2 separate regions of the Homo sapiens genome follow, and region 1 is linked to region 2. Evidence: chromatin contacts called from ENCODE Hi-C or POLR2A ChIA-PET data. All regions are on one chromosome and are shown on one strand. The core of a region is the stretch at or near the end of the contact, and the rest is flanking DNA. Distances in the headings are between cores, read along the strand shown. Region 1 overlaps ATP8A1 (ATPase phospholipid transporting 8A1). Region 2 overlaps TBC1D1 (TBC1 domain family member 1).

Region 1 (3,489 bases), core at 877-3,376, 4.5 Mb after region 2:
ATATGCCCACATCAGTAAGATATCACTACTTAGGTCTTAGAAACACCCAGATCTTCCTCTTGTTTATCAAATAGAAAGGAGATTAAAGCAGACACATGCCACATTACCCAAATTGAGAAATGTTCCTCTAGAATTTGAAATTGTACATATTAAGTGGGCACTTCTCAAATCTAGTTAACTCTGCCACTGGAGAAACACTTTATTGGTATTGAAGGTGTTTATGTGGTCCCAGAAGCCGCATAAGTGGCCAGTGCTTACACAGATACTTTTTACATTATTGTTGGAATGAAAACACAACAGTGCAGTGAAGTAATTCGCACAGCCCTCCATTCCTCCACACCATACTAAACTTCACAACTATCAAAAACCAATACTTAAAGACTATATAACCAGAAGGAATTCTTGGTGCAGAATTGCAAAGACCTCTTCTAAAATGTTAAAACTTGCTAACCAAAACCAGTAACGCATCGCTCTATTAACAGGTTTAGGACAGAGGCATTTACACATAAGCAGCTTTCATTATTCAATATCTATGCAGCATCGGCAGAGGATGGGTGCTTATTCTTTCTGCTCCTCGCTATTTCCAGATTCTTATGAATATTTCTCTATGGGAGAGAAGATGGGGAAACAGCCTATTCACACTGCCAACAGGGAGCTCTCAAATATTAACTGACTGCACTGAAAGCTCTTTGCAAGCATTTTCATTTTGACCTAACCAGCTCTGCTCTGCTGGCTGGTCTCATGGCATTCTTTGGTAGTTCTTACCTGACATGGTTATTGCAGAATTTTGTCAGCTGGGGCTGGTTGATGAAAATAGTCCTTACTTCCTCCTGGTCAGCCAGTGAGGTCTTCTCTGAAACATCATCTGTCTTCTCATAACCTTAAAAAGAGATCTTCTTATTGTACAAGAAATGTTTTATTGTCCAGACCAAAAACAGATTTCATAACTAGTCTAGAATATGAAATCTGTTAAAAGCTACTTGCTTCCCCTTAACTGTTGTTTCTTTTATAATAAAAAGTAACATCCCCATATTTAACATTTCTACTAGATTTAAAGGGCAGCATTTAACAGTCATGTAAAAACTGAGCCATATCAAAAACAAGACATAACATCAACTTTCCATTTCCCCCGTAAGTGTTCAACTTCTTTCCTTCCACTATATAAAAAGATGCCCAGAAGTAAACCTTAATTTTAAACTGGTTTAAATTACAGTTTTAGGTAAAACTAACAAGGTAATTTAAAATATAGTCAAAAATTAAAGCATATGCATTTAATACTTTTCTGGGTTTTTTCCCAGATGAAGACAGAAGAAAAGATAAATAGTAAGGTTTAAATAGAGAACTGCAACAATGATCCAACTCACTATCATCACCTATTTTTTTCTCCAGTTAGAATTCATGTTCACAAACGAACTTTAAATTTCTCAAGAGCACTTCAAGTCATCTCATAATCATTGAAACAACAGGATACATTCAACTGGGTACTTTGTTGCAATGTTGACAAACACTTTAAAAAATACATACAAGTTCTAGAACAGAATATCAACAGATAGTATTTTAAACAGCTTTTTGTGTCTTCTAGTGAAAAATCAAAGGGGTGACAACAGTACTGTATCTCCAAAACCCATTTTTCTTCTCTTTTCTGCCTAGCCAATGCCAACTCCTCCCATAAGACCTGCTGACATGTGGTTTCTTCTGAAGTGTTCTATGATGTTCAAGTTAGGTAAAACGTCTTTGGGTTTCCACAGCCCTCTGAACCTCCCCACTCTTCAGCAAAACACTTACCAGAAGGTTTTGTTGCTGCCTGAGTCAGGTTCCCCCTACCAGAATGGGAACTCCCTAGGGCCATAGAGGGTGTGTTATTCATCTTCTCAACACCAGTGCCAACAAACAGCAGGTACCCAATGTTTGCCGAATACATATACCCAATGAAAAATGAGTGGTTGACTGTTTTTTGGGGGCAAGAAAAGCTGCTCCACCCACTGATGAAAAAACAACTGTTGGCCAAGTGCTGGTAACAACTATGTGAAAAGCTGGCCTGTGGGGTTTGTTATAGTATGAAACCAGAAAATCACTGAGGTGTTCTACAAAGGTGAGAAGCATGAGCACAGGGACTGGGGTGTGAGAAACGGTGTCATGTGTGCAGGGGAGAGCAAACAGGGCAGTGCTGCTGGAGCACAGACAGAAGGCGGACGAGAAACCACGCTGAGGAAGCACGCAGGCCAGGTCCCAGAGGACCCTGCGCTCTGCTTGGCAGCCAACCACTGAAAGCTTTCCAAGTAGGAGGGGCACAGGGTGAGAGGCACATTGTATCCTTATCACCCTGGAGGTCACATGGCTCCGAGTAGATTCTGTCACACCCATTTTGCAGTTTCAGACCCAATCAGCAGCTTTGCTCACAGTGTTTCCCTACACCATGTTCTAAACACATACTTTTCCCTCTAGTTTTGTATAATTGAAATTTCACACATGGGTTATTGAATAGAGGGAGATCAATCTTTAAAAAAAATTGAGTCCTTTATTAGGTCTTCCTTCGTGGTAGCATGAAGACCAGAGTGTGCTGTTCCCCGCCTCTGGATTAGAGAGAGAGCCTCAAAAAAACCAGCTCTTCACTCCACTCTGAGCTGATGTTCTCAGGTTGTGTTGTATTTACTTTATATAATGGACTTTTGAGTGTTGTATCTACTTTATGTAATGGGACTTTTGAGGGCCCCGCCCTTGGATGTCCTTAGCTGAGGAACTGGGTGTTACTCCATCCAGACACACCTACTTACATTGAGGTCTCAAACGCTGCTGGGAGAGCACTGGATATTGCTATCCACTGAAAGCAATTGGATACTGCATCTCCCCCTCAGATATTAACTTGTATTCAAGAATTTCTGTGGGGCAAAGGATTTTCCTTGAACTAAAGGGACTGGAATTAACCCCATCCCTTATGTGGGAATCAGAGTAATTAAAACAATCCTAATGGATTAGTAGGGGCCCAACCTAGGTCAGATAATAAGGGATCTTTAAAGAGAAAACTCACCAAAATGAAGGGGAAAATCTAAACTGTAAACTGTTGCCAGGGGTAGGACCATCGAAGAGACTGGATGGCTCTGAGCACAGGATTTCACAGACAACATAGGCTTTCTTTACCCAGGCATTACAGAAAAGCTTTGGAAAGATATTGTACATGAAGCTGAATGTATGCAGAACGCTTCGCTCTGTTGTGCCCTGACCAGGTGTGATACTGAGGAAGGGAGATCTGCACTGAAAGCAGGGAGTGAGGCTCTCAGCCAGTGGAGCTGGTAGGCACCTCTCCCCTGTCTCCTCAGCAGTGACATGGAGAGCCATCAGGCACCTGAAGCCCACTCCCAGAATGTTTGAAGGCCAGAGATTGCAGGTATCACCTTCTGTTATGTATCCAATTCTGTTTACTCCTAGCAGGTGACAGCAAGCTAGCAGTAAACAGGCACAGCAACCTCAGAGGTTCTCAGAAATATCTCA
Region 2 (3,874 bases), core at 1,240-3,739:
GGCTGTTGGGAGACAATTTGGCGAAACATATCCCAAGCCAGTAAAATATTCATACCCTTTGACTCAGTCATCCCGTTTCTTGGAATGTATCCTCAGGAAATAATCCAAAATATGAGGGAAGCCATATGTATAAGGTTATTCTCCTAGACTTGTCACTTATAATAACAGAAACTTGGAACTAGATGTCTAACACTTGATGACTGGATTAATATGATGATGGTAGGTTGAGCTGGTAGAATATCATGAAGCCAGTTATATATAGCGACATGAAAAAGCTCTTATTTGATACAATGTTAAGTAAAGGAAAAGTGGGATAGGAAATTTTATGTTGGTTATGTTTAGAACTAGAAAAACATGCTTTTAGGAAATAGGAAATATAGCTAGATATAAAAGTTGTATTTGGTGATTTTTCTTTTATTTTTCAAGCTTCCAATAATGTAGCTCTATTGCTTCAGTAACTTAAAATAGTTTTATCTTTTCGGCAAAACATCGAAAGTATGGAAATAGTCATTCCTACTTTGGCAAACAGAAGAGAAATTTTCTTCAGTACCAAAATTCTGGAACTTGACTGAAAACTATGAAGAACCTAAGAGCCAGGATGACAGGAAGGCTCTAGATCCCCAGTAATTACAACTCTAGTGGAATTGCTCTGAGATGGGCCAGCAAGAAAGAAGATGAGAGCCAGTCCCCCTTGCAGAGGGGCCAGGTACCTTGCAGCTTTGTGTAGTGACCAGTGCTCAGGGAACGGCTTAGGCAAGACCCTGGGGGAGGTGGGCACTGCACTTGTCCAGCCTCAGGAGTGACTCAGACCAGAAATGAAAACACCTTAAAGTGTATATATCTTGTTTTCCTATCAACACCTAGTTTTTAATATTCGTCTGTTTTATTCATCTGAGACAACATACCAAAGGATTGGGTTTTTAATGTTAGGCCTTCCTGCTCTTTCTCTGGCTGAGAACTGCTCCTGGCAGTGGATCACTTGTGCTGTCTAAGTGTGCAAGGACAGGCGCCCCTCCCAATTCTTTTCTTTCCCCAAGTAATTAGCCCAAGGGCTGAAGCCCTCGTTCAGTGACCAGGGTTCTCCTTTGACCACCAGCCTCATATTGCCATGGTTTGGGGTAAATTCAGGGGCATAACTGCAGAATGAAGGGCCTAGGAGTCTTGGCAGTCAGGAGATCATCAGGCAATTAAGCAGAGATGATTGTGACCCAGGGTGGTTCCTAGGGATTAATGGAGGCCTGGAAGAGTTTATGGCTTTGGGTACTGCTGAGAGCCATTAACTTAACACAGAACATCAATCCGTAGGAAAAGCCAGAGGTTTTGTTCCCAGGCTTTCCAGGTTAGGAGATCACTTAAATCTTTGTGAAAGAAAAAAAGTAATAGTGTACATGACATTTATTCAGCACCATATTTATAATTATACATGAGTGCCAAACAATCTCAGTTTTAACATTTGTGGTTTTTACTGTTCAGACTATTCAGAAGTTCCATGACGTGGCATCCATTGATGATGGTTTTGCTGAGGTTGAAATGTGAGGGTTTTGTGGCAGGTGTGTGGAAGCAGATCCCTTAGCTAAGAGAGCGCCTGCTCAACCTGCCAGGCGTGTGCTGGGAACTTCCAGGAGTTGCCTCGTTTAATTCTCACAGCCATCCTGGGAGGTAGGCGCTGTCTGCCCCAGGTGGGAGGCCAGGAACTGTGGCTGAGAGAGGTTAAGTACCGAGCTCAAGTCATTCATAGAGTCGCCAGTGGAGCCGCAATTTTAAGGCTGACTCAAAGCCTCTGAGCCAGTTACCTCGGCTGTCAAATGGAGATAATAATCCCTGCTGACCTCACGGTCGCTCTGAAGGACAAAAGAGAATCAGTTCAATCCAGTAAACAATTCTCTCTCTCCCTCTTACTCCCCTCGCACACATGCACACACACCCCACAGATATAATGGATTTTAGTTTTTAGGCATCAAATGACTTTTGTGCCTTATTAATATTATCCACTGAATCAAAAACAGCAAGCTGAAAAATTCATCTCAAGGAAGAGAAAATAAGATTGTTGGGAATGGTGAGAAAGGAAACATGGTTTTTGAAAATTGATTCCAGGGAAGATAGGCTAGTTTGAATGCCAGTAGGGAGCCATCAGAAGAAGTAGTTTTACACTGATTTTTAACAATATTGGAGTTGCTTAAGGCAATGCAATAGAGAGGCAGTTTCTGCCCTTTTAAAGCCTGACTTCACTTTCTGAATGTGTGTTCTGATCTAGCAGGGTTTTTTTTTTTTTTCTTTTAAGATGGTCCCAGCTTGACTGCATTCTCAGATCCATCAGATAAACGTTAGGGCTTCACTGCTGTGCTGAGAGGCCCCAGCCCCTGGGGTTCTCTCATAGAAACAACTGGAAAGAAAGGAAATGCCTTGGGCAGCAGCAGCAGCAGCTGTCTTCTGATTCTGCTTTCCGCCCTGCCTTCCTTACCAAGAGAAAGTACAGACACGGACGGCTTGAGTCACTTAGGCACTTAGGAGTTGTTTTTCACACGTGTGGTGTTTTCGTCACCATTACTATTGTGGGAAAGAAGACAACTCAGGCATCGTTTCGTATTCACTCATCTGTGTGGGTGACATGTGGGTTTTGGCTCATTTCTGCATATTTGTGTGCAAAGGAGAGTTTTTTAGTAAACAGTCCCATTACTTAGCTGTTCTTGTAACTCTGAAAACCCAACTGAACTATAATTAAACTTTGACTTGGTGACTCTGCAAACAGGCTATGATTCTTTTGTTTCTTTTCTCCTTTTAACCCATAGTTGATGTATCTAACCTAACAGAATTTTCAGAGAAAAGAAGTGAAATAAGAACTAAAAATAAATTTTTATGTCTTTAAAAATGAGAGGTTTTTTTTTTTTTTTTGGCTTTTGGAAGGTGAGTATCAAAAACCTGTACTTAATGTTACCTTGGAATTATTTCTAGATGTTTCTTATATCCTTTTGTCCCAAGTAAAATTATTACCTTCTCAGTGCGTAGTTTTTCTTATTTATTACTTCTAGTACCAAGTGTAGAGCTAAGCGTAGAGGAGACGCTTCACAGGTGCGCATTGTCGTGATTGCAGACGCCTGCCTGTACTTGTGGGGTTTTTCTCAGTTTTAGTACGTGATGACTTTTCTTTCTATAACAGGTATTTGAAATGGACATCGCTAAACAGTTACAAGCTTATGAAGTTGAGTACCACGTCCTTCAAGAAGAACTTATCGATTCCTCTCCTCTCAGTGACAACCAAAGAATGGATAAATTAGAGAAAACCAACAGCAGCTTACGCAAACAGAACCTTGACCTCCTTGAACAGTTGCAGGTAGAGCATATTTATAAAGCAGCTTCCTGAATCACAAATATATGGTAGTTCATTAACTCACCAAAGGCAACAGCAGGCTGGGCTTTCCCATGACCAGAGGACCTTTCCCACCCTGATCTGTTTATAGTTGGGATCAAAGGTATCCCGGGAGAATGGGTCCTTTTTATTATGGAGCAGACAGATTGTCCTTTGCTAAGGTCAGGCAGTCCCAGAGCTTTCTGAGAGGCTGTTTCTGCACTTAACTCTTTTAGGGGACAGGCCCAGAGATGAACTTGGATTCAGGATGCCGTGGCCTGTTAGCTGAATGCCAGCCGTTGTCATTACTCAAAGAGAATCTAAGAGCTTTTAACTTCTATGAGCAAAACCAGCTAGGTCCACAGAGGGATGGTAAAGGAGGAAAGTAACACAGAAATAAATATAACAAACCAGAAGAGATGATAATTCTTTGTGAGTCCTTGGTGCATATACAAAGATTTGATTAATGAAGGTCTCAGTTCTCCCCTCTAGAAACTTCCATTTCAACACGGATATACTCAGGTGAGG

What was found. Hi-C counts contacts between places; a loop is a spot of excess contacts on that map. ChIA-PET counts read pairs that join two places held with the same protein, here RNA polymerase II (POLR2A). Pooled maps may share reads with other maps.
Region 1: a pooled map shows a loop between it and region 2 (11-fold over the local background). The contact joins two enhancer-like sites. A Hi-C loop is called at or near these places in 1 of 37 single-sample maps with no recorded cell type and 3 of 50 pooled maps. POLR2A ChIA-PET finds 5 or more read pairs at or near these places in 1 of 52 experiments (activated CD4-positive, alpha-beta T cell).

Annotation. Positions count from the first base shown.
Region 1 is chr4:42,626,230-42,629,718 of GRCh38, forward strand. ATP8A1 (ATPase phospholipid transporting 8A1) reads right to left here. Exons shown (of 37, transcript NM_006095.2): 2 at 766-880. Among named protein-coding and RNA genes, the nearest start is that of ATP8A1, 29 kb to the right of the region's middle. RefSeq lists a silencer at 739-788. Within about 2 kb of position 2,127, at least 15 of the 41 ENCODE cell types and tissues checked have a DNase peak (open chromatin) inside an H3K27ac peak, as active enhancers do.
Region 2 is chr4:38,129,927-38,133,800 of GRCh38, forward strand. It overlaps TBC1D1 (TBC1 domain family member 1), which reads left to right. Exons shown (of 22, transcript NM_001396959.1): 21 at 3,158-3,331. Among named protein-coding and RNA genes, the nearest start is that of PTTG2, 170 kb to the left of the region's middle. RefSeq lists a silencer at 3,012-3,151. Within about 2 kb of position 2,490, at least 28 of the 41 ENCODE cell types and tissues checked have a DNase peak (open chromatin) inside an H3K27ac peak, as active enhancers do.